Linked DNA regions of Homo sapiens: region 2 is linked to region 1. A link is a loop called in an ENCODE intact Hi-C map of the cell type or tissue named here. Cell type or tissue: mammary epithelial cell. All regions are shown on one strand. Each heading gives the region's core, and the rest is flanking DNA. Links, peaks and the distances in the headings are about the cores only. Region 1 overlaps LSM12 (LSM12 homolog). Region 2 overlaps MPP2 (MAGUK p55 scaffold protein 2).

Region 1 (15,316 bases), core at 2,563-10,562:
CGAGGCAGGTGAATCACCTGAGGTCAGGAGTTTGAGACCAGCCTGGCCAACGTGGTGAAACCCTGTCTTTACTAAAAATACAAAAATTAGCTGGGCGTGGTGGTGTGGGCCTGTAGTCCTAGCTACTCTGGAGGCTGAGGCAGGAGAATTGCTTGAACCTGGGAGGCAGAGGTTGTGGTGAGCTGAGATGGTGCCACTGCACTCCAGTCTGGGTGACAGAGCAAGACTCCATCTCAAAAAAAAGACAGTCCAATTAAAAATGGGCAAAAGCTTTGAATACTGTATCAGAGAAGATACAGTAATTACAAATAAGCACATAAGATGCTTGATATCATTAGACATAAAGGGAAGTACAAGTGAAAACCACAGTGTGAAACTGCTATACTTCTGCTAAAATGGCTGAGATCAGAAAGGCTAACAGTACCCAGTGTTGGTGAGTAGGTGGCAGATTTAGAACTATCAAACATTAGGGCCGGGCGCTGTGGCTTACGCCTGTAATCCCAGCACTTTGGGAGGTCGAGGCGGGTGGATCACGAGGTCAGGAGTTCGAGACCAGCCTGGCCAACATAGTGAAACCCCATCTCTACTAAAAATACAAAAAATTAGCCAGGCGTGGTGGCGGGCGCCTGTAATCCCAGCTACTCGGGAGACTGAGGCAGGAGAATCACTTGAACCCCAGAGGCGGAGGTTGCAGTGAGCCAAGATCGCGCCATTGCACTCCAGCAAAAAAAAAAAAAAAAGAAAAAAAAAAAGAAAACAGTTTGACAGTTCCTTTTTTTTTTTTTTTTTTGAGACGGAGTCTGGCTCTGTTGCCCAGGCTGGAGTGCAGTGGCGCATTAATCTCAGCTCACTGCAAGCTCCGCCTCCTGAGTTCACGCCTTTCTCCTGCCTCAGCCTCCCGAGTAGCTAGGACTACAGGCGCCCGCCACCATCCCCGGCTGATTTTTTGCATTTTTAGTAGAGACGGGGTTTCACCGTGTTAGCCAGGATGGTCTCGATCTCCTGACCCCGTGATCCATCCGCCTCGGCCTCCCAAAGTGCTGGGATTGCAGGCGTGAGCCACTGCACCCGGCCATTTTGTTTTGTTTTTAAGGAAACTTCACTAGCAGGAAAACAATTACTTTAAAAATTAAACATACACTTACCATATGACCCAGAAATTCTACTCTTAGTTATCTACCTAACAAAAGTAAAAACATGTCCACACACAGAGACTTTTTACTTTTAAAAAGCAAAATCTTTTTACTTTTAAAAAGTAAAACGTTGGCTGGGCATGGTGACTCACACCTGTAATCCCAGCACTTTGGGAGGCCGAGGCGGGCGGATCATGAGGTCAGGAGATCAAGACCATCCTGGCTAACAGGGTGAAACCCTGTCTCTACTAAAAATACAAAAATTATCCGGGCGTGGTGGCGGGCGCCTGTAGTCCCAGCTACTCGGGAGGCTGAGGCAGGAGAATGGCGTGAACCCAGGAGGCGGAGCTTGCAGTGAGCCAAGATCGCGCCACTGCACTCCAACCTGGGAGACAGAGCGAGACTCCGTCTCAAAAAAAAAAAAAAAAAAGTAAAATATTTTTACTTTTACATACACAAAGACTTGTGTGTGACTGCTGCCAAAAACTGGAAACAGCCGGGTAGGGTGGCTCATGCCTGTAATCCCAGCACCTTAGGAGGCCAAGGTGGGTGGATCGTTTGAGCTCAGGAGTTCAAGACTATCCTGGGCAATACGGTGAAACCCTGTCTCTACAAAAAAATACAACACCTTAGCTGGGCGTGGTGGTGTGCTTCTGTGGTCCCAGCTACTTGGGAAGCTGAAGTGGGAGGATTGCTTGAGCCCAGTGGGTGGAGGTTGCAGTGGGCTGAGATTGTGCCATTACATTCCAGCCTGGGTGATAGAGTGAGACTCTGTTTCAGAAAACACAAAAAACAAAACTGGAAACAATTCAGATTTTGATCAACTGTCCATCAACTAGTGAATGAATATATAAAAGGTAGAACTGTATCCTCATAGTGGAATGCTTCCTAGCAATTTAAAAAACTATTGGTACATGAAACAAAATGGATGAACCTCAGAAATGTGCTAAGTGGAAGAAGCCAGAGACGTAAGTCAACACATTGTATCATTCCATTTATATGAAATATCTAGTAAAGGAAAAACTATAGAAATAGATTTAAGGCCAGGCATGGTGGCTTACGCTTGTAATCCCAGCACTTTGGGAGGCTGAGGCGGGCAGATCACGAGGTCAGGAGTTCGAGACCAGCCTGACCAACATGGTGAACCCCTGTCTCTACTAAAAATACAAAAATTAGCCAGGCGTGGTGGTGGGCACCTGTAATCCCAGCTACTTGGGAGGCTGAGGCAGGAGAATCCCTTGAACCTGGGAGGCGGAGGTTGCAGTGAGCTGAGATCGCACCACTGCACTCCAGCCTGGGCGACAGAGCAAGACTTTGTCTCAAAAAAAAAGAAATAGATTTTAAAAAGTAATCTTGGTGGCCCTCCCAAGCCTAAAAGGCACATTCTACACTTTCTCTACTGAGGGCAGCTTTTATTGGTTCTCTCCAGTGGTTTGGCAAAAACCATAAACTTACTAACTTGGAATAATTGGGCCATTTATAGGTATATAGTCATTTGCAAAAATATGTGGGAAAATTTAGATTTGTACAGCAGCTAAATTGAGGGTAGAGTGATAATCGTTTGCTTTACAAAAGAAGGCATATTCATGTTCTGCATGAGTTTTCATGACAAAAAAGGGCAAGGTAATCTCCTTCTCCCCACCCTCAATTTTGAAAAAAGGAAACACTTCTAGTTTCTTTTATTGAGAGCGGTCTCCCCCATTGATGGGGACCCCTAATTGATGGGGTCCTCTCTAGGAGATTTTATCCCATTTGTACAGCTTCCTGGTAAAAGCAGATCTGTGTAGCTGAGTCCGGATCCCTAAAGCATTACTGTAGGTTGAGTATATTGGGGGCAAACTGAAAATATATACAGTCAGCTTACAGTCATTTCTGCTGACTTTTCTAAGTGCTCCCTTACATCATTTAGCATTTGGGATGTTTGCATTAGAATTGAAATAGAGAATTGTCTAGTCCATTCTCCTTTGCTTTTGGAGACTTTAGGGGAGATTGCACTTGCACAACTGGTATTTTGGCGGGGGTGGGGGGTGTATTTTGAAATCATTGTTCTATAACCAGTGTGTCATTGTTACTCAGCCTGTCTAAAGAATCACTTCTGGCTGAGATTTATATCCATTTTATTTTCTCTCTGGCAAAAATTCAAGTGGCTCTTCTTCCAGCTTTTTTTTCTCCCCTTCTCTAGCTTAATTTGTCAGTTCCATTCTTAAACATTCTGCATAGATGCCTGGTTTCCTGAGCCAACTCTTGTCTCTTACTAAATGGGGTGATGTTATGTTTTTAAGCTGCTATGTAGGTGACAACGACATTTTACTCTTTGAACGTTCAGACTATCTAGTCAACACAAGCTTTATAGAAGCAGCTTTCTCTGACCCAGCATTCGGAGATGATTTGGATTTTCAGGAATAAACGTTTTTAAAGGGGATTGAGGTTTCAAAGTGAGATCTTCCAGCCTGCTTATAAGGTAAATGCCCGCCTGTCCACTAGATGCTTCCCAGGAGCTCTGCCACCCTCCAGTTTTTCCTTCTTTCCTTAAAGACTTCAGATTTTTTTTTTTTTTTTTAATAGAGGCAGGGTCCCACTATGTTGCCCAGGCTGGTCTGTAACTACTGGGCTCAAGTGATCTTCCTCCCTCAGCCTCCCAAAATGCTGGGATTACAGGCGTGAGCCACAGCGCTGGCCGACTTCAGATTTTCTTAAGGCATTGTTTGGAAAGCAAGATTCAAGGAAACTCCTCCTTAGGTTGCAGTGAGCTGAGATTGCACCACTGCACCAGCCTGGGCCACAGAGCAAGACTCCATCTCAAAAAAAAAAAAAAAAAGGAAACTCCTCCTTGTTACCGGGGTTTTTTTGGTGCTTGAGTAAGCGTTGCTTGTTGCTGCTTAAAATACATCATCAGCAGCTCTTTCCATAGAAACTACAAGGCTTTCTTGTTACAGTTGGGATTGCCACTGCTTGGAATGCTGTCAGCCTGTGTGTTTATTTGTCTGTAAAGTTATAGCCTGGTAGGGCCAGAATGGCAGCCAGTCTTGAAAGATTATATATATATTGCTGCTGTATTTGTCTCTCTCCATGTCCTAGAGATCCTGTGAAAAAGGAGCTCTGGCTTCAGATCACTGCAGGGTTTTGCCATTCTTCCCTCTCTTACCCGGGGAGGCTGAAATGACAGCGTGAGCTGGCCTTCTGTGCTCACGCCTGCTCCTCCTTCCTAAGACAGTCTTTGAAACTTGCAAGGACAAGAATACCCATGGCAATTGAAGGCCTCCTTTTTTTTCATAGTCAAACCTAAGCCTTGAGAAAGTGCTTAATTTTATAAACAAAGAATTAGACACTTGGTTTACTTCCTCTGCTATAAAACTATGCTTGGAGCCAGGCGTGGTGGCTCACGCCTGTAATACCAGCACTTTGGGAGGCTGAGGTGGGTGGATCACCTGAGCTCAGGAGTTCAAGACCGGCCTGGCCAACATGGTGAAATCCTGTCTCTACTAAAAATACAAAAAAATGGCCAGGTGTGGTAGCTCACGCCTGTAATCCTAGCACTTTGGGAGGCCCAGGTGGGTGGATCACGAGGTCAGGAGATCGAGACCATCCTGGCTAACACAGTGAAACCCCATCTCTACTAAAAAACTACAAAAAAATTAGCTGGGCGTGGTGGCAGGCGCCTGTAGTCCCAGCTACTCGGGAGGCTGAGGCAGGAGAATGACGTGAACCTGGGAGGTGGAGCTTGCAGTGAGCAGAGCTTGCGCCACTGCACTCCAGCCTGGGCGACAGAGCGAGACTCCGTCTCAAAAAAAAAAAAAAAATTAGCTGGGGGTGGTGGCGGGCACCTGTAATCCCAGCTACTCTGGAGGCTGAGACAGGAGAATCGCTTGAACCCAGGAGGCGGAGGTTGCAGTGAGCTGAGATCGTGCCATTGTACTCCAGCCTGGGCAACAAGAGTGAAACTCAATCCCAAGAAAAAAAGCTATGCTTAGTTTATGGTTTGATGGATCACTGTAAAAGCAGAATATAAATGTTTGAAGATTCCAAGCATTAAGGTACTTTTGGAATATGCTGTAGGTATGGCTCCCCCATTTTTTTTTTGAGACGGAGTCTTGCTCTGTCGCCCAGGCTGGAGTGTAGTGGTACAATCTCGGCTCACTGCAGTCTCTGCCTCCCGTGTTCAAGCGATTCTCCTGTCTCAGCCTCCTGAGTAGGCGGGATTACAGGTGCACACCACCACACCCATCTAATTTTTGTATTTTTAGTAGAGACGGGGTTTCACCATGTTGGCCAGGTTGGTCTCAAACTCCTGACCTCAGGTGATCCGCCTGCCTCGGCCTCACAAAGTACTGGGATTATAGGCGTGAGCCACTGGGCCCAGCCAGTGCCTCTTTTTATTTAAGGAACTGATGTTTGGGGACAAATTGTGTGTTCTCGCGCGTGTTTGCACATGTGCTGCAGCATTGTTAGACTCAGCTGTTCATGTTCATGGGTCTGAAGAGTCTCCAGATTATTTGTTGGACTTTTAAGATGCATTGTTTGCCTTTAATTTGTTTTAACTACCTTGTCTAGCACATTTGTTTTGTCTTACACTCAAACAAATTTGTACCTCTGGAATCTCTAGCAACCAGTAGTGTGGGGTAGGGATCAGAAATGTGCTGGAGAGGTGATAGGGATTGACAGGGTAGAAGTTACGAGATTGTAGTAGACTACCAGATTTTACTAGATTTTCTTTTGATCAGTTTGTGGATGGTTCCACCAGAGGGCAGTGAAGGAACAGACATGACGTAGAATTCAGACTCTTCGTTTTTCTCAAAAGCAGGACAGGGTTGCCTTTAGCTAAAGTTAAAGGTGGACAGCGTTTATGGTTAGATTTACTTGAGTCCTGGCTCCCTATGTGAGCACAGATAATGTTCTGTAAGAGTTTTTAGAGTCTCAGATTGTGGTCTGTGAAGGTGTGGTATGTATTAATTTTTAAACTGGAGGCTCTAGCACAACAGCTGATAAATCTTAATTTTCGCCTTGAATGGAAATTCTGTGTGTGTGTGTGTGTTTGTGTGTGTGTGTGTGTGTGTGTGTGTGTGTGTGTGTGTGTGTTTGTTTTTTTTTTTTTTAAAGAGACAGAGTCTCACTTCTTTGCCCAGGCTGGAGTACAGTAGCATGATCTCGGCACACTGCAACATCTGCCTGCTGTGTTCAAGTGATTCTGCTGCCTCAGCCTTCTGAGTAGCTGGGATTACAGGCACGCACCACCATGCCCGGCTAATTTTTGTAATTTTAGTAGAGACGGGGTTTCACCATGTTGGCCAGGCTGGTCTCGAACTCCCTACCTCAGTGATGCACCCAGTTAGAAGTGTGTGTGTGTGTATGTGTATGTATTTTTTTTTGTTTGGTTTTGTTTTGTTTTGAGACGGAGTCTTGCTCTGTCACCCAGGCTAGAGTGCAGTGGCGCGATCTCAGCTCCCTGCAGCCTTCTCCTGGGTTCAAGCAATTCTCTGCCTCAGCCTCCCAAGTAGCTGGGATTACAGGAGCCCGCCACCACGCCTGGCTAATTTTTTTTTTTTTTTTGTATTTTTAGTAGAAACAGGGTTTTAACCATCTTGGCCAGGCTGGTCTTGACCTCCTGACCTCGTGATCCACCTGCCTCGGCCTCCCAAAGTGCTGGGATTACAGGCATGAGCCACCTCCCCTGGCCGGAAATGTATATATTTTTAAATCTCTGACCATCATTTGCCATCACATAGTCCCCCAGCCACACTCTATAATGTTAAAAGTGCTTTATTTTCTTCCTAGTGCTTATCACTGTCTGAAATCACCTTGATTTCAGTTACTTGTTTATAGTCTGTCTCCCCCACCCACTTCAGGCTATATTTAGCCTAGCATAGTGAATGTCTGGCACATGGTAGGTATGCAGTAAGTATTAGAAGGAAGGAAGGAACGTTTTCTTGGAATACCAGTAACTGTTCAGGTATGTCGTGGATTTTTAAAATTTGTTTCACTTTTCATTTCTGAGAAAACAGAATCTGTCCAAACAAGTCTTTCCTGGCCTCCTTTCTTCAGCTTAGGTCCTGACTGTTGGCAAGAATGAAGATGAATCCTATTCTGAGTCTCTTTCCTCTCTTCCACCCTAGCTTGCCAGCAAAGCACGGACAGAGAAGGAGGAGAAGCTGAGCCAGGCCTATGCAATCAGTGCTGGTGTCTCTCTAGAGGGCCAGCAGCTCTTCCAGACCATTCACAAGACGTGAGTTGGGATCGGAGAGGTCCTTTGTCCTGGGGTAATGCTACCTGGTTGTGCTGTCTGGTGGCAGGCTTTTGGGTGGTTGTCTTCCTAAAAGTCTACTGGGGAAGCTGGGTAGGGTATTGGCAATATGCCAGCATCCAGAGGTGCAGGTGCTGTAGCCCCCTTTCCACACAGAAGAATAGTGTAATCACGGACAAGTTGTCTTCTCTGGTCTTTAGTTGCTTGTCTGTAAAACTTAGTTTTGGATTAGATTATCCCTAAGGATCCCTTCTAGACCTAGTAGTCCATAACTTAGAACTAGTGATTTCTTCTCTTTGATTTTGTTGTTTTGTGCCTTTCTTTAAAAGCTGATGCAGTTTTTATTAAGGGAAAGTTATATCTATATCACTTTTCCCATTGTAGATTGGGATGAACACAGGGAGTTAGAGCAGGCCACCTTCTTACCACCTCTTAAAAGACATTTTGGGGCCGGGCGCGGTGGCTCACGCCTGTAATCCCAGCACTTTGGGAGGCCGAGGCAGGTGGATCATGAGGTCAGGAGATCGAGACCATCCTGGCTAACAAGGTGAAACCCCGTCTCTACTAAAAATACAAAAAATTAGCCGGGCGCGGTGGCGGGCGCCTGTAGTCCCAGCTACTCGGGAGGCTGAGGCAGGAGAATGGCGTGAACCCGGGAGGCGGAGCTTGCAGTGAGCCGAGATTGCGCCACTGCAGTCCGCAGTCCGGCCTGGGCGACAGAGCGAGACTCCGTCTCAAAAAAAAAAAAAAAAAAAAAAAAAAAGACATTTTGTTGGTCGGGCACGGTGGCTCACGCCTGTAATCCCAGCACTTTGGGAGGCCGAGGTGGGCGGTTCACCTGAGGTCGGGAGTTCCAGACCAGCCTGACCAACATGTTGAAACCCCCATCTCTACTAAAAATACAAAATTAGCCAGGCGTGGTGGTGCATACCTGTAATCCCAGCCACTTAGGAGGCTGAGGCAGGAGATTCGCTTGAACCCTGGAGGTGGAGGTTGTGGTGAGCCAAGATTGTGCATTGCATTCCAGCCTGGGCAACAAGAGCAAAACTCCGTCTCAAAAAAAAACATTTTGTCACAGCAGAAGTCATTTGACTCTCCACTAGCTTCCCTAGCTGCTGAAAAACTGGAACATTTGACACCCCTCTCCACCCCGCCTCCCCCCACCCCACACTGCCATCTGTTACTCTGTTTAACCACCCTGGATCTGGTGCACAGATGGCAGCTGGCATCAGAGCTGTTTGAGGCTGTGGTGTGAGTATCTGAACATTTACAGGTATGTGAAGGAACTCCCAGTCGCATCAGCTGCCCTGGGGCTTCCCAAGTGTGAACTGGAATGGGTTTTCCCAGTCTGGCAAGTGCCCAACTGTCTGATAATTGAGAAGAGCCAGTCTGAAGAGCAGCTCCCATTATGGGTGATAAGGGTCAGAGTACAGATCATAGGAAGATGGGGAGTTTGTTCTCTCTCTCTTTTTTTTGAGTCGGAGTCTCACTCTGTCACCAGGCTGGAGTCCAATGGTGCAATCTTGGCTCACTGCAATCTCTGCCTCCCAGGTTCAAGCGATTCTCCTGCTTCACCCTCCTGAGTAACTGGGACTACAGGCGCGCAGTCCCACGCCCAGCTAATTTTTGTATTTTTAGTAGAGACAGTTTCATCATGTTGACCAGGATGGTCTCGATCTCCTGACCTCATGATCCGCCCACTTCGGCCTCCAAAGTGCTGGGATTACAGGCGTGAGCCACTGTGCCTGGCCTTTCTTTTTTTTTTTTTTTTTTGAGACAGGGTCTCACTTTTATTGCCTAGGTTGGGAGTGCAGTGGTGCGATTTTAGCTTACTATAGCCTCAATCTCCCCGGCTCTGGTGATTCTCCCACCTCAGCCCCCGGAGTAACTGGGACTACAGACGCATGCCACCACTACCGGCTAATTTTTTGTATGTATTTTTAGTAGAGACGAGTTTTTGCCCTGTTGCCCAGTCTGGTCTCGAACTCCTGGACTCAAGCAATCTACCCACCTCGGCCTCCCAAAGCGCGGGGATTACAGGTGTGAGCCACCGCGCCCGACCTGTTCTCCTGTCTTTCTAAAGGTGGTATTTCTCCCTAGGCCAATGGTTGACAAACTATGCCAGCAGGCCACATCTGCTCATCTGTTTTACCTATTGTCCATGCTACTTTTGTACAACTATGGCAGAACTCAGTGCTAGTTGTAACAGATGATATGGACTGCAAAGCCTAAAATGTTTGTTACAAGACCCTTAAGAGAAAAAGTTTGCCAGCCTCTGCCCTAGGCTGCTATCTTAATTTGGATTCTTGAGGCCACTATCACATTTTTATGGCTCTCCAGATCTCTGATGCTTCAGAGTAACAATTTCTGGGCTCTCCCAAGAATAAATGTGCATGAGTTTCATTGCTTTTCTAGCCAGTGGCACCCAAGGAATGTTTCTTGGCTACTATATGGGCTGCTGGCATCTAGTTGTTGGCTGAGTGGTGAGCTGGGAACTTGGGATCAGCCTTCTGGAGTTATTTATTCATCAGACAGGAGATGTGGGATGCCCCCAAGAGGTTACATTTCGCCTGCTGTCTTCTCCTTCCAGCATTAAAGACTGTAAATGGCAAGAAAAAAACATCGTAGTCATGGAAGAAGTTGTTATTACACCCCCATATCAAGTGGAAAACTGTAAAGGCAAAGAGGGGAGTGCACTGAGCCATGTACGCAAAATAGTAAGTAAAGGAGCCTTCAGACTTTAGGGGAGAGAGGATGGTTCCTCAGGCCTTCAGTCTTTAGCACCAGACCAGGACATTGTGCTACAGTCTCTGCCTCCTCTAGCAGCAGAGGCCCTGTCTGGCCTCCCTGCCTTCCCTGTACTGTGGGGTTCTGCAGTCCTGTGGGAATGGAACCACTGGGTGGTGTGGAAAGAAGTGAGTGGGTGACCCTATGTCCTTTGCTGGCTTTTTGGAATTAGGAAGACTGTTCCATGGTATTGGGCCTGAGCAGTTTCTCTCATCCCATATTGAGTTTTTCTTTTTTAGAGACAGAGTCTCGCTCTGTCGCCCACGCTGGAGTGCAGTGGCGCGATCTCAGCTCACTGCAACCTCCGCCTCCCGGGTTCAAGCGATTCTCCTGCCTCAGCCTCCCGAGTACCTGGGACTACAGGCGTATGCCACCACACCCGGCTAGAGATGGGGTTTCACCATGTTGGCCAGGCTGGTCTCGAACTCCTGACCTGAAGTGATCTGCCCACCTTGGCCTCCCAAAGTGCTGGGATTGCAGGTATGAGCCACCACGCCTGGCCCCATATTGGGTTTTTCTTAGCTGCAGGTACCATTCTAGAAAGATCTGGTTGGTATAAATCAGTTGCCGTCGGTGTCTCTGACCCTACATATGTCACTGGACTTAGCATTTGTTAAAACAAACTTAAAAAACACTCCTGCTTTTTTTTTTTCCTCTGAGGAACATTGAGAGACCAACATTGTAGATGTAGGAGGTTTGATAAGACTGTAATTCCCCCAGCAGCTTTTCATTTTGTACTTGGGTATAGAAGAGAGGAGGAGTTTAGGTCATGATAATCTCCCCTTATTATATTTTATAGTTTAGTTTGTAGATTCACCTTCTTCTAGCCAATCTTAGTGGAAACTGCAAAAAAATGTGGCTGAAGCAGGAGGCCCTGGCCTACCTTGTGGTTGGGAAGGCCAATAGACAGCAAGGGCAAAGGTGCCTGGACACCAATGGGCTGGACAGCCAGGATGGGGCTGTGGAAACCTGGGTTGGATTGTTTGGGAGACCTTTCTTCCGCATCTCCTTTGTTGACCTGGGTTGCCTGGTCTTTTTCAGGTTGAAAAACATTTTAGAGACGTGGAAAGCCAAAAGATACTGCAACGTTCACAAGCCCAGCAACCACAGAAGGAGGCTGCCCTGTCATCCTGAGTCCGTACACATGGAGGACTCTTCCAGCATCCAGCCAAGGAGGCGCTGGTGGTGGCTTCAGCGGAGGCAGGCCGGGGGAGGGAAGGGATCCTATATGTCCTGTTGGCTCTTAACAAAGGGTCAGCATTTCCAAATCTTAGACTTGAACAAACAAAACACCCAACAAAAAAGAACAAGAGAATAATTTAAAAGTTGAATCATTACTTGACTAACAGACTTCGGTCCACCATGTCCTTTTCACAGCCCTCTTCTGGAACAGTCACCTTGTTAATTTTATTTTTGAAAATTATTTTCCCACTCTGCCCTTTACTTCTGACTTTCCTTTCCTAGTTTGTTCCTGCCATTCTGTTTTTATAAGTGGCTACACTTGCCTTCTGAATGATTGAAAGAAACTTTTACATCTTTTCTTCCAAAATAAAAGTAACAAGCTGACTGTGATTCTTAAATTGAGACCAGAGCAGCAAACGTCTCACTTTAAATTTTTGTTTTCTTTTCCTTTTTTTTTCTTTTTTCTTTTTTTTTTTTTTTTTGCACAGGGCATGGCTTGAATTAGTTTTATTTTTCTTAACTTTAAATATATATATGAAAATATATATTAAAATGTTCTCTAAATATTTTCTGCTTCTTGCAGGTCTCTTTTTACTAGATCATGGCTGTTCTTCCCACCTCATCCCTCTGAAAATAAAAATGTATTGCCCTCCCCACCATCCATCATAGCCAGGCCACTAACTTGACTTGGTGCAAGAGATTCTTGCTGCGAACTTTGTAGAGCCAGTGTGCAGATAGAATTTGGCTTTGAGGGTTCCTGATGGCTTTTTAGTCTTTAACTGTGTGTGTACCAGTCTCACATTTGGCCCAAACCTCAGGATTCTCCCTCTGCCTGTCTTACTTCATGGTACTAGAAGACCTTCCTCGCCACTCTCTCCACATGAGAGAGTCAGCTGCCCTTTCTCCTGTGCCTCTGCAGGAAGAACTCTCTTGCATGGCACATCTCAGCTCCTCATTGAGGGATAGTTTTCTTTGATAAGAAACCTGGAGTCCATTTACTCTGACCTCTCTTTAAATCTATATCCAGAGCCACTAGCCCAGGAAAAACTTGGGTGACCCGTAATTTCTCTTCTCCTGCTGTCCTTTTGCTCTTACGCCCCACCCCAACTCCCCTTAAATTTTACAGGCTTATGACAGTTTGTATGTGCTCAGCCAATGAGCAGAAAACCTGGAAAGAATTTCTGGACTTTAGCCCACCAGTTTGTCTGGTTGACTAACCTGCTGAGAGCTAAAATTGGCACCCATTGCCCCGTGCCTTCAGGCAGTCTCCTGGGGCAGAGTATGCCACCATCCGAATATCAGGCACTGAGTGGGATGTGGGTGATGCTCACATGACTGGCTAGAGCTTTGGGGGTGGGGTGGGGGTTAACTACTATTTTTTTGGCCATGATCTCTTTCCCCTTCCTTTTTTTTTTAATTAAATAAATGGATCAAATTAAATAATTCAAGCCCTGCCTTCAAAATGAAATTTTTTTTTTAGTATTATTTAGCAAAAACAATAAAACCCAAATTTTTTTAACCATCACTCATGTCTCAGGTTTGTGCGTCCTTCAGAGGCCCCAGGGGAGAGGATCCAAGGTATGTCTGTCTGATTTGACCTTTCTCTTTAGAGTCTCTTCTTCCTACTATTTACCCTCTCTTTTCACCCCCGAGGACTCATCCAGAAATATAATGCAGGGTATAATTTAAGATGGGGGTCCAGGGTTTGGAGTGGTGTGTAGGTGGAGTGTGGGGAAAAGGCTGTAGTCACATACATAGAACCATTTGTTACAGGACTGTTTGGAGGCACAAATGGTCGGCGAGCTGAGAAGTAAACTTTCAGATCCACCTGCCACTGGTCTGAACTTGATTTAAAGAACTGAGCCTTTGATTTAGCCTACATGGGAATGTAGACTTAGAGAAGGTGAGAGAGGGAGAAGGGAAGAGACCTTGTAAGATCTATAAAACCTAAGAGATACGATGAGTGGAGGTGATTAATTAATGGGAAACAGCAAGCCTGGGAGGAAGCTCTTCATCATGTGTCCCACATCTTCCTGTCCCCCCCCATTGGTCTTAATTCTGTAAATGGGGGGAAGTGAGTACCAACTGGGTTTGGCAGGAAGCACTTTTGACTCCTTAGTTTTAGTTGTTAAATGATGTGGAACTTTAAACAGTTCAGGAGGTGGAGTTAGTGTGGTTGGAAAGGCAGGCAGTGAGGTGTGGAATAAAGAACAAGGGCTTTGATAACTTCATTCCTCATGTTGTTCCTGGATAAGTCATTTCATCTTTCTTAGCCTTAAATTTCCCAACTGTAAATGTGGAAATAATGTCCATCTCCTAGGGTTGATATGAAGGGTTAATAAGATATTTTAAAAGCCTAATACTTAGAAAGTGCTCTGTAAATGTTAGTATAAATGTTAGCTTGATCCTTGGACAGTTAAATCTGGAGGTGAGATTGGAGTAGATGATTTCTAGAAGTTCCATGTTTGCTTTAGAAGCCTTAGTTTAGACCAGGTGCAGTGGCTTATGCCTGTAGTCCCAGCACTTTGCGAGGCCAAGGCAGGAGCTCAAGACCATTCTGGGTGGCATAGTGAGACCCCCCATCTCTACAGAAAATACGTTTAAAAAAAATTAGGCAGATGCGATGGTACATGCCTGTAGTCCCAACTACTTGGGAGACTGAGGTGGGAGGATCACTTGAGCCAGGGAGGTTGAGGCTGCAGTGAGTTGTGATCGTACCACTGCACTCCAGGATGCACTCCAACCTGGTGACAGCAAGATACTGTCTCTTTAAAAAAAAAAAAAAAAAAAAAAATTTGTTTAGATGGTATTTGAAGGGAGGCTAATATGTAAAGCACCTGGGCAGATCTGGTTCAGGCAGGGGTAGGGGTCTCAGAGCCCTGCCCTGGGTCTCACAGATCTCACCCCTTAACCCTTCCTTGGAGTGCCTAAGAATGCTTTTGATTATAATTTTTTTTTGAGATGAAGTTTTACTCTTGTCGCCCAGGCTGGAGTGCGATGGCACGATCCCGGCTCACTGCAACCTCCGCCTCCCGGGTTCAACTGATTCTCCTGCCTCAGCCCCGCGAGTAGCTGGGATTACAGGCACGTGCCACCATGCCTGGCTAATTTTGTATTTTTAGTGGAGACTGGGTTTCTCCATGTTGGTCAGGCTGGTCTCAAACTCCCAACCTCAGGTGATCCACCCGTCTCGGCCTGCCATAATGCTGGGATTACAGGCGCGAGCCACGGCACCTGGCCTTGATAATTTTCAAAACTATTTTTCAGAGTAGAGAGTGAGTTCCACTGAGGCCAAGTGACTTGTCTAGAGTGCCCCACCTGCCTGTGGTAGCGGAGCTGGAAGAAGGCCCGAGGCTTAACACTCACGGGTTCCTAATGCAGTGGGACTTTCCAAAGTGATGGCATGTGTACTGCTCACTTTTGTTTGCCAGAATGAGGCTGGAACACGGGAGACTAGTGAGAATGGCAGAAATTGCCACCTAGATTGAAAGCATATTGAACCATGGAAGAGCGTGGTGCAGAGAGCTTACATCTATGATGCAGTATGGGCAGTAGTTTTGCAGTGTCTCCTCGGCTTTGTTTTGGGGTGTTCTCCTTTCTCCCCAAATATACACACACACACACACCTCTATACCCAGCACCTGATTATCTCGCCACCACCACGCACACGCCTTTGGAGTTAATGCTATTTAGAGCATCCAATTATTGTATAAACAGCCTTACCACAGTGAGTTGATACTGAATCTGTGCCGTTCAAGTCTCAGCAGCTCATTACTGATTTCTGTTTGGTGTTTTGAAAATTTGAAAATTGCTCAAGCACTTCAGTATGAGTTCAGTAGCTGCAGCCTGTGAACTACTGATTGAGGAGGGTAAAGGCTCCCTGACATATTTGAAGCTAAGAATGTGTGTCTCAAAATCTGTTGTGTTGAAACATACTGGTAAAGGAAATAGAGGCATTTCATTCATACACAGATCG
Region 2 (14,613 bases), core at 6,614-14,613, 160 kb after region 1:
GTGGGAATGTCATTAAGTCAAAGATAGGAGGTAAGCAGCTTAGGAGGCACCCTGGCTTCCCCCTTGATCACACACGTCTCCTCGGAAAACTTGTCCTCCATCCGTGGACCAGATAGTGCTAAAGTCAAAATGAGTGACTTCTCTAATGCTCACATCAGGACACCTGTGCCAGAGCTGGCTCCTGTTAACCCAAAAGAGCCATGCAAGGGTTGCCATGGTGAGATTGTTGCTGCCTGAGTGCCATTGTTTATTCTTGACACTCAGTTATTTGGGCTTTGATTCCAACATTGTCCTAGGCACAGGGTAACAGAGCCAGAGCTGGGACGCCTCCCTCACTCTGGGGCTCCATAGGCTGGGCCAAGCTAAATGACTGAAAGTCACATAGGGGTCTGTGGAAGACCAGCCCTCTGGGGCTTGTTCCTTTCCCCAAATGCTACTCCTCTGCCCCATCAGTTGTCTGTTTCCCCAGTAGGTTGTGGATGTCAGTCTAAAATGCTGCCCACCCGGCAGAGGATGGTATGGGAGGCTGTGGGGCCATGTGGGGTGCTGTTCCCTGGCCTGTTTGGGAAAAGAGAAGGCAGAAAGCATCTAACCTTTATTGAGCACCTGCTGTCTGCCAGGCACTATGTCCATCTCACCAAATCCTCACAGCAGTCTTATGAAGTATTACTCAAATCTCACCATCTCATGGCTAAACAAATTTTCTATTATGAAAAAATTTAAGAATATATCCTGAACCTCCATCACCTAGCACCCCACTTCAACATTCAACAAGTCATGCATAATCTTGTTTCATCCACACCTTTACCAGCTTCCCTCTCTCCTCCATTGTTTTGGAGTACATCTCAGCCATAATAGATTGTATCTGCAAGTGTTTCATTGTGTATATAAACTCCTGGGCTCAACTGAAAAGGATTCTTTAAAGCTACACTACTATTGTCACACCTAAAAAAAAAATCAAACAATAGTTTTCTTTTGAATTTTTTTAATTAAAAAAATTTTAAAAAATAGAGATGGGGTCTTGCTGTCTTGAACTCCTGGGCTCAAGTGATCCTCCTGCCTTGGCCTCCCAAAGTGCTGGGATTACAGGTGTGAGCCATTGTGCCCTGCCATGAATTTTTAATAAATGGTATTGGAACATCTGGATAGTCATTTTGAAAGATATCAAAGTGTATTTATTCCTCACATCATATATCAGAATAAACTCCAAGCGGATCAGAGATCTCTATGTGAAAATATAAATCATACACGTCCTAGAAGAAAACAAGGCTCTGTATATGGGAAAAGCCCTCCCTTAAAAAAAAAACAAAAAAACAAAAAACTATGCCTCAAAATTCAGATGCATGAAAGATTATTAAATTCACCCACATTAAAAAATTTGTTTTTTGAGCCAGGGTCTTGCTCTGTCACTCAGGCTGGAGTGCAGTAGTGCAAACAGTGCTCACTGCAGCCTCAATCTCCTGGGTTCAAGTGATCCTTCCACCTCAGCCTCCCAAGTAAGAGTAGCAGGGACATCAGGTGCATGCCACCATGCATTAAAATGAGGATTAAAAATGCTCAGGTGAATTTTTAAAATATTTTGTAGCAACAGGGGCTTCCCATCTTACCCAGGCTGGTCTTGAGCTCCTGGGCTCAAGCAGTCCTTCCTCCTTGACCTCCCAAAGTGTTGGGATTGCAGGTGTGAACCACTGCACCTGACCTAAATTTTTTTTTTTTTTTTGCATGCAAAAACACCACAAGCAGAGTCAAAAGACAAGTGACAAACTGGGGGAAATCATTTACAAGAAATATCACAAAGGGCTAATTTTCCCAATAGAGAGAAAACATTTTTTAAAATAGGGAAAAGAATAAAAACCAAGACCTGACAGAAAAATTGGGAAAGACATGAGTAGACAGTTCACAGAAAAAGATATACAGATGGTCCTTAATCATATGGAGAGATGTTTGACTTTACTCATAATAAGCAAAATGCAAAGTAAGCCCCAATGAGAGATCATTTCTCCTCCATGTGATTGGCAGACATGCAAATGTTTGATCAACACTCTGGTGGTGAGCTTCAAGAAAATCCCTCATACAGTGCTAGCAGGAGAGCAAACTGGCCAAAGTCCCATGGAGGGGAATTTGTCAATATCTAAGAAAATTACGTATGTATTTGCTGCTTGACCCAGCAAGACTTCTAGGAATTTACATGGAAGATCTTCTCCACAGATATAGAATACTATGCCGGAGTCATTTACTGCAACATTATTTGCAATAGCAAAGTATTAGAAACAACCTAAATACCCATGGAGACTGGTTGAATAAATTACAGGAATCCAGTCATGCAATGGAGTCAAATGCAGTAATTAAAATAATAAGATGGGCATGGTGGTTCATGCCTGTAATCCCAACCTGGGAGGCAGAGGTTGCAGTGAGCTGAGATCGCGCCACTGCACTCCATCCTGGGTGACAGAGCAAGACTCTGTCTCAAACAAACTAACAATAATAATTAATAAAGGAAGATCTCCATGCAGTTTCATGGAGTGATTTCTATGACATATTTTTAAATAAAAAGCCAGAAAACCAAACCAGTTAAATAAAAGCCCTAGGGTATCAAAGGGTATATACAGTGTTCTGTGTTTTATGTAAGAAAGGGCAATATATTTATTTAATTTTTTTTTTTGGAAACAGAGTCTTGCTCTGTTGCCCAGGCTGGAGGGCAGTGGCGCGATCTCAGCTCCTTGCAACCTCTGCCTCCCGGGTCCAAGTGATTCTCATGACTCAGCCTCCTGAGTAGCTGGGATTACAGGCATGTGCCACATGCCCGGCTAATTTTGTATTTTTGGTAGAGATGGTGTTTCACCATGTTGGTCAGGCTCGTCTCAAACTCCTGACCTCAGGTGATCCTCCTGCCTTGGCTTCCCAAAGTGCGGGATTACAGGCATGAGCCACTGCGCCTGGCCTTTAGTGGTGATTTCTGAGATTTTGATGCACCCATCACCCAAGCAGTATACACTGTACCCAGTGTGTAGTCTTTTATCCCTTACGCCCCTACTACCCTTCCCGGCTGATTTTTACTAATAGATTTGTGATAGGTAGTAGCAGTTGTATAGCAATTTTGAAACTGCTTTGAATATTGAAGGACAGAACAAATAAGTAAATATACTGATGTTATTGGGAAATAAGTTCTCACTGAAGGAGAAGGGAGACACAAATATGGAATGGGGGAAGATGAGAAAAATCCTTTAATTTTATTTGGAGCCATTAGTATCTACTAATGACTGCCAAAGAAATGATGCCCAGAAACAATGGGTATTGAGTGTCCACATCTTGGTTTCTAAATACTATCTCCTGCTAAAAGGAATCAGGGTTCCTTGGAGAAATTGCTGATTCCAGACCTGGGGTAGGGAATGCATCAGATGAGCCTGTGCCAGAAGGGAAGAAGATGCTCAAGGACTGATGGGAACATGTCAACAGGACAGAGGTGTGAATGGGGCTCCCACTGGACAAATTTGGGATAAACTGGGTCAACGAAGATAGTGATCGTAATGGATTAGAACACATGGAATAAAAAAAATTCATAGTGATATCATGAGAGAGAGAAGGAGAGAAAGAGGAGTAAGGTGGTAGGGAGAAAAGAAGAGCTCATTCTTTTTTTTTTTTTTTTTTGAGCTGGAGTTTTGCTCTTGTTGCCCAGGCTGGAGTGCAATGGCATGATCTCGGCTCATTGCAACCTCCACCTCCCAGGTTCAAGCGGTTCTCCTGCCTCAGCCTCCTGAGTAGCTGGGATTACAGGCGCCCACCACTATGCTAGGCTAATTTTTTATATCTGTAGTAGAAACGGGGTTTCACCATGTTGGCCAGGCTGTTTTGCAAACTCCTGACCTCAGGTAATCCACCTGCCTTGGCCTCCCAAAGTGCAGGGATTACAGGCGTGAGCCACTGTGCCTGGCTGAAAAGCTCATTCTTATAGCAGAATGCCAATAATGTAGAAGGAATGATGGGAATTAGGTAATCACTATTTTGCAACCTCCAGTATAATAACTCATTTAGGCAAGGGTCATAAATTGACACTAAATCCATTGGTGAAGGATTTTGGGGGAACAGAATAGTCACATAGTCTCAAAGTATGGGAAAGACACAAAGACACAAGATCACCTACGTAGAACTCTTGTCAAAAGGATTAACGTAAGTCTAATCATGAGGAAACAATCAACTAAATCTAGTGGTAGAGCATCCTAAAAACTACTGGCCTGGAGTCTAAAAATGTCTAGGCTGGGTGCAGTGGCTCATGCCTGTAATCTCAGGCTTTGGGAGCCTGAAGCAGGAGGATCACTTGAAGCCAAGAGTTTGAGACTAGCCTAGGCAACGTAGTGAGACCCTGTCCCTACAAAACAAAAACAGAAACAAAAAAAACAAAACAACAAATGTTCTGAAAGTCTAAAAGTTATTGGGATCTGTTCTAGATTAGAGGAGAATAAAAAGATATGTCAACCAACTACAACATATGATCATCAATTAGATCCTGAATCAGAAAAAATAAAATTATAAAGGATACTTTTGGGACAAGAGTGAACATTTGAATGTGGACTGTCTTACATAATGTATTAATGAATCGATGTTAAATTTCTTGCAGGTGATAATGGTATTGTGGTTTATGCAGCAGAATGTCTTTGTTCCTATGAAATACATGCTGAAATACTTTGGGGTAAAGTGGCTTGTGTTGTCTGCAATGATCTTTCAAAGATTCAGAGGGGAAAAATGGTCTTCATATATATTATTGAAATGGAATTCTTTTCTTCCTGACCCATCTAACCTAACACTCCCCACTGGGCTGGTCACTGGCGAAGGATTCCTTTTCTGTTTTCAGCGCTCCTTGGTATGGAGCCCGGAGCCAGCAGAGCAACAAATAGGTGCAGGGCCTGCTCCTGGCACCGTGTTCTGATTTCCTGTCCCCTCATTCGCTGGGAACACTGAGTTGAGGGCCTGGAGACGCAAGTTCAAGTCCCATTGACCCTGGGAAAGTTATTCTACCTCCCTAATTTCCTCATCCTGGGCTTCAGGGTCTTCAAGGCCCCACCCAACCATGATGTCTGGTGGAAGAAGCCATCTTTGAACGCCAATGCATATAGGGTCCTGGGAGCTGGGGACAATTTGGTAACTTCTAATGACCCTCTGTGGCAAGGGGATGGAAAGGAAGGTTTGTCCTTTGGTTTCTTCCTTCCCTAAACTAGGTCCTAGTAATTTTGGGGAAGAAAGGAGACAGCAAGGAATGCATGTGCACGTGTGGGTATGATTGTCAGTGAGTGAGGAGCTGAAGCTGGGGGCTGGGGGGTGGGATGGGGAAAATGCCTGGGGGCTGAGGGAGGACCCTGCTTGGTGTCCCAGGGCTCCTGGGGAAGCTCCTAGCCCCACCTGTTCTGCTTCCACCCCCAGGCCCATGAGAGGCTGGAGGAGACGAAGCTGGAGGCCGTGAGAGACAACAACCTGGAGCTGGTGCAGGAGATCCTGCGGGACCTGGCGCAGCTGGCTGAGCAGAGCAGCACAGCCGCCGAGCTGGCCCACATCCTCCAGGAGCCCCACTTCCAGGTTCCTGGCTGCTAGGGCTGGGGTGAGGGAGCAGGAGGTGGGTGGACTGGGGCATGCTGCTGTTGGATGGGCCAGCAGGAAGTTGGATCTGGGATGGGAAGAGACCCGGGACACTGCCCCATTGTCCCTTCTCTTCCCACCACCCCCCAGTCCCTCCTGGAGACGCACGACTCTGTGGCCTCAAAGACCTATGAGACACCACCCCCCAGCCCTGGCCTGGACCCTACATTCAGCAACCAGCCTGTACCTCCCGATGCTGTGCGCATGGTGGGCATCCGCAAGACAGCCGGAGAACATCTGGTGAGGACTGGGCAGGGCCAGAGGTGGTGCTGGTGAGGGTGGGGGGATTGAGAATAACCAATGAACGGACAAAAAAGGCCAAGTGTGGTCTGAAGATGAAGATGGGGCCAGCTTTGTGCAGGGAAGGATTGATGCAGCAAAGGGTCGGGGGAAGACCCAGGAGACCATAGACACTGCACACACACCTGTGTCCGCACCTCTCCAGTCTGCCCACCTCTCCCCTCATTAGTACCTGCTGTAAGTGAAGAATTTAGGCAGAAGGATGGAGGAGGACTTTGTGAGGGTGGGGGTGGGTGGGTAGGGACAGGAATGGAGGAGCTATTAGGAGACTATTTGAAGATTCTGACTTGGAGCAATTGGGGCCTCATCTTACACTCCCTCTGACCTCCAGGGTGTAACGTTCCGCGTGGAGGGCGGCGAGCTGGTGATCGCGCGCATTCTGCATGGGGGCATGGTGGCTCAACAAGGCCTGCTGCATGTGGGTGACATCATCAAGGAGGTGAACGGGCAGCCAGTGGGCAGTGACCCCCGCGCACTGCAGGAGCTCCTGCGCAATGCCAGTGGCAGTGTCATCCTCAAGATCCTGCCCAGCTACCAGGAGCCCCATCTGCCCCGCCAGGTGGGCCCCTCACCCAGCACAAGGCCCAAGGGATGGCTGAGCCTCCTGGCTGTCAAGGTTGCAGGTCTCACGGAGGCCCTCCTCTCCTACTGGTTTCCTCCAGGGAAGATGGGGGTGGGACCTGCAGCCCAGGGGCAGCTGACCGCAGCCGCCGACAGGCCTCTGCCGCTGCTGCACCTGCACATGCTCCCACATTGGCTGGTATTATGCACGCAGCCACAGCCTGGGGTACAAGTGTATGAGAGAGCGCCTGCATTATGGTCAGCGTTCTTCACGTTTGTGCGCGTGCGCAGGGTGGGGTTGTCATATGTCCTGGATAGCTGTCTCCTGGTTGGTCAATTCTGGGGGTGTGGCTGCTCTGTCTCCCTATCCTATTGGGTCTCTCGCCCTCCACCAGAGCCCTTCTCCAAGGGGAGAGGGTGAGTGGAGGGAGGGATCCAGGATTAGGTGCCAGGGTCCTGTGCCCTACTTGGTGGTCCCGCATCCTTGGTCCTGAGATCTGAATCCTGTAGTACTAGATGCAAAGGGAGGTTGGCACCAGGGAGGAGCATGGGCAGGCCTGGAGGCATCACTCCTGCAGGGGGACAGTTCCATTGCCCCTTAGTCTCTGTGAAAAGAGGGGGCATGGGGTAGACCTCCACCTGCAGCCTTCTGCTGACCCTTCCCCCGACCCTTTGCTGATTCCTGGGCCCAGGTATTTGTGAAATGTCACTTTGACTATGACCCGGCCCGAGACAGCCTCATCCCCTGCAAGGAAGCAGGCCTGCGCTTCAACGCCGGGGACTTGCTCCAGATCGTAAACCAGGATGATGCCAACTGGTGGCAGGTGAGCTGCGGGCACCCCCGCATCTCTCCAGGTATGGTGCATGGGAGGGCGAGGGCACAGGGAGGGGTCCTCTTGCTCAGGCAGATCTTGGTCTCATGTCCGTTTTAGGCATGCCATGTCGAAGGGGGCAGTGCTGGGCTCATTCCCAGCCAGCTGCTGGAGGAGAAGCGGAAAGCATTTGTCAAGAGGGACCTGGAGCTGACACCAAACTCAGGTAGGAGGTCCCCCCTACCCCACACCTCCAATCTGGGATCCAACAGGGCCCTGTCTGCCTCACTCACCCATCTCCCTATGGCCAGGGACCCTATGCGGCAGCCTTTCAGGAAAGAAAAAGAAGCGAATGATGTATTTGACCACCAAGAATGCAGGTGGGTATCAGAGCGCCCCCTCCCTTACCCTCCTCTAACATGGCATGCCTTTCCCTGTCCCCACCCATCACCTGTGACGACGTGTGCCTGGCTCAGATGCTGCCAGCCGTGTCCCTAGGCCCTGCCCGACTCCCCCCTGCTCCCCTGTTCCAAGCCCTCTTGCCCTCAGCCTCCCTGAGAGCTCCGCCCCTCCCTCACCGTGCAGCCTGGTGAGCAGCGCCATCTCCCTGTGTCCAGAGTTTGACCGTCATGAGCTGCTCATTTATGAGGAGGTGGCCCGCATGCCCCCGTTCCGCCGGAAAACCCTGGTACTGATTGGGGCTCAGGGCGTGGGACGGCGCAGCCTGAAGAACAAGCTCATCATGTGGGATCCAGATCGCTATGGCACCACGGTGCCCTGTGAGTGGGAGCTGGGCCCTGCTGAGTTGGGGACAAGGAGCAGGGCTCCCCTGGGGCCAGGGCTGGGCCCACCGAATGGGCATCTTCATGGGCACCAGGCCAGGTGGTACCTTTGGGTACACGGGTTGGGGTGCACGCCCTCTGTGGGTGGTTAGGGGAACTTCAGGCTCAGGAAGGGTGAGGGAGGTGTCCAGCCAACAGGTGGCCTAGCGGGCTGGGCTGGCGTCCACTTTCCTTCTCTTGTTTCACTTGCTAAAAGCCATGAAGAAAGTGAGTGCCCAGCTGTGCACCCGGGTGAAACAGGCTACGAGCTGCATGTGTGTAGCCTTGTGGAAGACAGGGCTTCTTAGTGGCAGAAACAGCGGGGGTGGTGGAAGCTCCTGGCTGCCAGAGGCAGGACTAAGAGCACTGCCCTGGTCTGCTTGGCTCTTGCTGTGTGGCTTTGGGCTGTACATTGCCCTTTCTGGACCTCAGCCTCTCTTCTGTGGGCTCTGGGCTGGACCATGATTACCAGCTCATGTCTCTGTGTGTGCCAATGGGGAGAGTGGGGGGCAGGTGTGTGCAAAGGCAGCAGTGCTGGCAAGATGGGGAGCAGACTGCACCTCCAAGGCTGGGAAACGGGGGCCTGGGTAGGGGTGCATATATGTGTCTGAGGCACTGTAACCTGCCCCTGCCCATTTGGTCCAACCTACCCCCATCCCCCTAGACACCTCCCGGCGGCCGAAAGACTCAGAGCGGGAAGGTCAGGGTTACAGCTTTGTGTCCCGTGGGGAGATGGAGGCTGACGTCCGTGCTGGGCGCTACCTGGAGCATGGCGAATACGAGGGCAACCTGTATGGCACACGTATTGACTCCATCCGGGGCGTGGTCGCTGCTGGGAAGGTGTGCGTGCTGGATGTCAACCCCCAGGTACCGCCACTCTGCTCCTTCCCAGCCTGCCCAATGTCCTCTCTGCTGCCTCATTGCTCCCCCATATAGTTCCAGACACCTGTCACCTGAACACGCCCATGTACCCCCTTTGCCCTCAACTACTGCTAGAAACCCAGCCCACCTGGAACCTTTCTCAGCCTTCCAGAGTCCCCACTCCTCCTCTAGTCTCCTCCAGTCACCCCAGCCACCTGCCAGCTGTTTGTCATTTGTCCCAGGACTCATGTCCCAGACCCCCGGGCACCCTTTTCTCATCCACTCCCAAGTGCTCACCCCAACCCCAGTTACCCTCACAGCCTTTCTCTGGTTCCTAGGACAGACATGGGGATATACTCCCTACCTTGCCTTCTCCTTCTGCAGGCGGTGAAGGTGCTACGAACGGCCGAGTTTGTCCCTTACGTGGTGTTCATCGAGGCCCCAGACTTCGAGACCCTGCGGGCCATGAACAGGGCTGCGCTGGAGAGTGGAATATCCACCAAGCAGCTCACGGTGAGGGCTCTGAGGTGTGGGGGAGGGGTCTGATAGCTGCCTAGGGTGGTGGGGGACAGGCCTGAGCTGACAGAGAGAAGGAGGTGGTGTTGGGGAGGGACAGGGGCCTGCTCCAGTTATCAGTGAGGCAGGACGTGGTCCCCCCTGCATAGATGTGGAAGGGGAGGTCTGAGAGAGGAAGTCCAAAGTCTCAGAGTGAGCCAGGCACACACCTAGCCTGGGATACATGTGCTTCTGACTCAAGGCCCCCGGCTCAGCCCACTCTGCAGAGACAGAGTGCTGGCCAGAGAGAGTTCCCGAGGGCAACTGGGAGAGGTGGGCTGGAGGTGGGCCAGGTGAGCTTGGGTTGCTTACAGCTGGGGGAAAGCTGAAGGGTAGGAGAAAGCCAGAGGCGGGAAGGCTGGCTGGAGGGCTGAGTCAGCGTCAGGGAGCAGGCAGCGCCTGGAGGAGAGGCTTCAAGGCCTCATTGCAGAACTCCAGCCCCATCCTCCTTCCTATGTCTTGCTGCGCCTTCCCAGGAGGTGGAGGGTTTGCGGCGCTCTGAGCGCAGGGGTCCCTCTGCTGGCCATGCCTGGTGCTGCAGCATTCCGGCCCCAGGTCAGAGCGTGCCTGGGGCCCAGGAGAGGCTGTCTAGGCTGGCACCCTTCTGCCAATGACCCCCTTAAGGAGCTCTGGACCTTTGCCTGATCCCCATTCTGGGCACCTCCTCCTTGGCAACAGGTGTGGCCAACTGGAGCTGTTGGGATGCAGCTAGCTTCAGCTTATTTAAGTCAGTTGTCAAGTACCCTTCCTCACCCCTGCCCATCCAGCTTCCACTGGGTCGAGGGTGGGGTTGCCCTGGGTACTTGTGGATTGCCCTGGTACCAGCCTGTCTAGCTGCATAGGTAAGGCAGCCTAGTCAGACTTGAGGGAGCACTGGCTTGAGAGTCAGGCAGACCCTGTTTAGCCACTGACTGGCTATGTGACCTTTTTATACCTTCATTTTCTCTGCTATAAATGGGAAAGAATTAATCCTATCTTGCAGAGCTGTAGTGAAGATTATGTGGCATGCAAAGCATTTAGGGGTGTGATTGGCAGTTATTAAAGCTTATTTCCTCCCTTTCACTCACCATCTGTGGTTGATGGTGAGCCACTTTGAGGCACGCAGAGAGGGGCCCCTGCCTCCCTAGCCAGGGAGTCCACACCAGGGTTGGGCTTTGGGGAGGGGGAGTGGGGGCAGCTGTAGCTCCTTCTGACAGTGGGGGTGAGTTGTGGGCACTGACTGTAGGGAGGTCCCCTTGTGCCTGGGCAGGAGGCGGACCTGAGACGGACAGTGGAGGAGAGCAGCCGCATCCAGCGGGGCTACGGGCACTACTTTGACCTCTGCCTGGTCAATAGCAACCTGGAGAGGACCTTCCGCGAGCTCCAGACAGCCATGGAGAAGCTACGGACAGAGCCCCAGTGGGTGCCTGTCAGCTGGGTGTACTGAGCCTGTTCACCTGGTCTTTGGCTCACTCTGTGTTGAAACCCAGAACCTGAATCCATCCCCCTCCTGACCTGTGACCCCCTGCCACAATCCTTAGCCCCCATATCTGGCTGTCCTTGGGTAACAGCTCCCAGCAGGCCCTAAGTCTGGCTTCAGCACAGAGGCGTGCACTGCCAGGGAGGTGGGCATTCATGGGGTACCTTGTGCCCAGGTGCTGCCCACTCCTGATGCCCATTGGTCACCAGATATCTCTGAGGGCCAAGCTATGCCCAGGAATGTGTCAGAGTCACCTCCATAATGGTCAGTACAGAGAAGAGAAAAGCTGCTTTGGGACCACATGGTCAGTAGGCACACTGCCCCCTGCCACCCCTCCCCAGTCACCAGTTCTCCTCTGGACTGGCCACACCCACCCCATTCCTGGACTCCTCCCACCTCTCACCCCTGTGTCGGAGGAACAGGCCTTGGGCTGTTTCCGTGTGACCAGGGGAATGTGTGGCCCGCTGGCAGCCAGGCAGGCCCGGGTGGTGGTGCCAGCCTGGTGCCATCTTGAAGGCTGGAGGAGTCAGAGTGAGAGCTAGTGGCCACAGCTGCAGAGCACTGCAGCTCCCAGCTCCTTTGGAAAGGGACAGGGTCGCAGGGCAGATGCTGCTCGGTCCTTCCCTCATCCACAGCTTCTCACTGCCGAAGTTTCTCCAGATTTCTCCAATGTGTCCTGACAGGTCAGCCCTGCTCCCCACAGGGCCAGGCTGGCAGGGGCCAGTGGGCTCAGCCCAGGTAGGGGCAGGATGGAGGGCTGAGCCCTGTGACAACCTGCTGTTACCAACTGAAGAGCCCCAAGCTCTCCATGGCCCACAGCAGGCACAGGTCTGAGCTCTATGTCCTTGACCTTGGTCCATTTGGTTTTCTGTCTAGCCAGGTCCAGGTAGCCCACTTGCATCAGGGCTGCTGGGTTGGAGGGGCTAAGGAGGAGTGCAGAGGGGACCTTGGGAGCCTGGGCTTGAAGGACAGTTGCCCTCCAGGAGGTTCCTCACACACAACTCCAGAGGCGCCATTTACACTGTAGTCTGTACAACCTGTGGTTCCACGTGCATGTTCGGCACCTGTCTGTGCCTCTGGCACCAGGTTGTGTGTATGTGTGTGCGTGTGCACGTGCGTGTGTGTGTGTGTGTGTCAGGTTTAATTTGGGGAGGAAGCAAAGGGTTTTGTTTTGGAGGTCACTCTTTGGGGCCCCTTTCTGGGGGTTCCCCATCAGCCCTCATTTCTTATAATACCCTGATCCCAGACTCCAAAGCCCTGGTCCTTTCCTGATGTCTCCTCCCTTGTCTTATTGTCCCCCTACCCTAAATGCCCCCCTGCCATAACTTGGGGAGGGCAGTTTTGTAAAATAGGAGACTCCCTTTAAGAAAGAATGCTGTCCTAGATGTACTTGGGCATCTCATCCTTCATTATTCTCTGCATTCCTTCCGGGGGGAGCCTGTCCTCAGAGGGGACAACCTGTGACACCCTGAGTCCAAACCCTTGTGCCTCCCAGTTCTTCCAAGTGTCTAACTAGTCTTCGCTGCAGCGTCAGCCAAAGCTGGCCCCTGAACCACTGTGTGCCCATTTCCTAGGGAAGGGGAAGGAGAATAAACAGAATATTTATTACAAATGTTAGAATATATTTCTTATACTAGGAATCTCATTTGCATTTGCATAGACTATACACATGGGGTGGAAAGGCCAGGCCTGCCCCCATCTCGTTGGTGTGGCTCTGCGTATACTACACACTCATTCTCCTGCTCCTCTTTTCCCTTAGTCAGTGTCCTTTCATCCTGATTCAGCTCTGCCTTGCATCACCCTCAGCCTAAGGGAGTGGGAAGGAAATGGGGTGTTTTCTTGCTGACCTGAGGCTATAGGGTCACTTGCCATTTCCTACCTTCTCTGGGGGATTTGAGGGTAGAGGCAGGGGAAGATCTGTTGTTGCAGCTGCTTCTGCCCCCTTGATCCAAATGACCATCATCTCTGATGGAGATGGGTTGGGTACCTGGCCTTCATGGCACCTTCACTGCTAGGGATGCTCAAGGGGCAGGCCTGGGGCCCTTCCCTCCTGTCTCTTCTCGGTCTTTCCTCTCTGAGCAGCCTCCTACCTCCCCTGCCTGAGCCCTCACTCCACAGCCCTCCCAGGTACCTAGCAGAGGCTGTCAGTCCTTGGCTCACCTGGAACAGGGCTGGGGCTGGGTTGGAACAGGTGTGTGCCCCCACCACAGCTCTATGACTCTGTTCTCCCTCCCTGCCATTGTGGACTCTTGTATTTGAGGGACCTCAAGAGAGTGAGGACCCTACCATCCACTGTCCATATTCAGTCCCAGCCCCAGTGCGCTTCCTCTGTTCCCTCCCTCAGCCATCCAATTCTTGAGTTTTCTCACTGATTGGTTTTCTTTCTTTTTCCTTGGATTAAATGTGAAAGCAAAGGCTTCTGGCTCTGCTTTTCTTTGGTTGGGGTTGGATGGATGGCTTTGGGAGAGAGTGAGAGCTGGGGAGCACAGCACAGATGACTACTAGAATGGAAGTCAGAGCAACATGTCTTGTTTTCTGCGATGTCTTCCTTTCCTCTGTCTTGCCCCTGCACACTCCCCCATCCCCAGAAGATGCTCCTTCTAAGTGCTTGTACCCAAGGACATGAACAGACATTTCTCAAAAGAAGACATACAAGTGACAATGTATGAAAAAGTGCTTTACGTCACTAATCATCAGAGAAATGCAAACCAAAACTACCATGAGTTACCATCTCACACCAGTCAGAATGGCTATTAAAAGGTCAAAAAATAAGAGATGCTGGTGAAGTTGCAGACAAGAGGGAGTGCTTATACACTATTGGTGGGAACGTACATTAGTTCAGCCCCCGTGGAAAGCTGTTTGGGGAGTTCTCATAGAACTACCATTCATTCCAGCAATCCCATCACTGGGCATCTACCCAAAGGAGAAGAAATCGTTCCACCAAAAAGATACCTGCACTTGTGTGACTGTCACTATGGGACTGAATGAAGGAGGATGTACGCCACTTGTGACAGTTACTACAGGACCGAACAAAAGAGGACAAATGCAGAAATGAAAACAAGACAAAAGAATCTGCTTTAAAGAAGGGGTCCTTGCTTTTGCTTCTAGTGAGCAAGGGCCCTGAGCTTCCACAGCCCTCCATATTTATTGGGTAGAAAGAGCAGGGAGGAGCAGGTAACCTTTGGTCAGCTGCTTGATTTATCACAGGTTCACATAATTGCTGACAGGCTTCATGTGTGCCTGTAGATAATCACAAACACTGCGCCTGAGGTGTGACTGCCCTCAGCATTCCTTCTGGGTGGCAGACGCAGTTTGTCAGTTTGCCAGCATTCTGCATTATGAGAACAGTTTGCTCATACAGCCTCCAGTGGTATACTGAGTTGATCATGACCCTCATTCTTTCGGCCTCCAACATCTCCCCCTTTTTGTTTTTACATTAATTGAACAAAATCTGTCCTCATGTTATGGGGGTTGATGTCAGTGTGACTCTGGTCAGTCCTCACTCTGTCTTTGCACTCAGATTCAACTGGCTCATGGCTCATACCAGGGGAACCAGGCCCATGGTTGGGATCCATGGGTCCCTCCAGTCTCCTGTTCCATGGTTGCACACACCTTG

Evidence for each region. A loop is a pair of places that touch in the nucleus more often than their neighbours do. Peaks named below come from ENCODE experiments on the same cell type or tissue, not always from the same donor. Only the 100,000 strongest peaks of a DNase experiment are listed, where the experiment ranks them.
Region 2: a loop joins it to region 1, with 9 times the contacts of the local background. A loop is called at or near these places in 11 of 110 quality-filtered maps.

The regions. Positions count from the first base shown.
Region 1 is chr17:44,032,184-44,047,499 of GRCh38, reverse strand. It overlaps LSM12 (LSM12 homolog), which reads left to right. Exons shown (of 5, transcript NM_001371445.1): 3 at 7,244-7,353; 4 at 9,962-10,088; 5 at 11,200-13,172. The coding sequence ends at 11,292. Among named protein-coding and RNA genes, the nearest start is that of TMEM101, 25 kb to the right of the region's middle. In mammary epithelial cell, for the core only: a CTCF peak has its summit at 5,880 (motif pointing right); a DNase peak (open chromatin) is centred at 5,879; H3K4me3 peaks cover 409 bases; H3K27ac peaks cover 892 bases.
Region 2 is chr17:43,874,158-43,888,770 of GRCh38, reverse strand. MPP2 (MAGUK p55 scaffold protein 2) reads left to right here. Exons shown (of 13, transcript NM_005374.5): 4 at 5,416-5,568; 5 at 5,719-5,868; 6 at 6,260-6,487; 7 at 7,182-7,313; 8 at 7,422-7,527; 9 at 7,613-7,681; 10 at 7,919-8,080; 11 at 8,787-8,989; 12 at 9,368-9,496; 13 at 10,788-13,411. The coding sequence ends at 10,964. Among named protein-coding and RNA genes, the nearest start is that of MPP2, 26 kb to the left of the region's middle. RefSeq lists enhancers at 6,023-6,522, 6,523-7,024, 9,896-10,190. In mammary epithelial cell, for the core only: CTCF peaks have their summits at 8,227 and 10,058 (motif pointing left); a DNase peak (open chromatin) is centred at 9,980.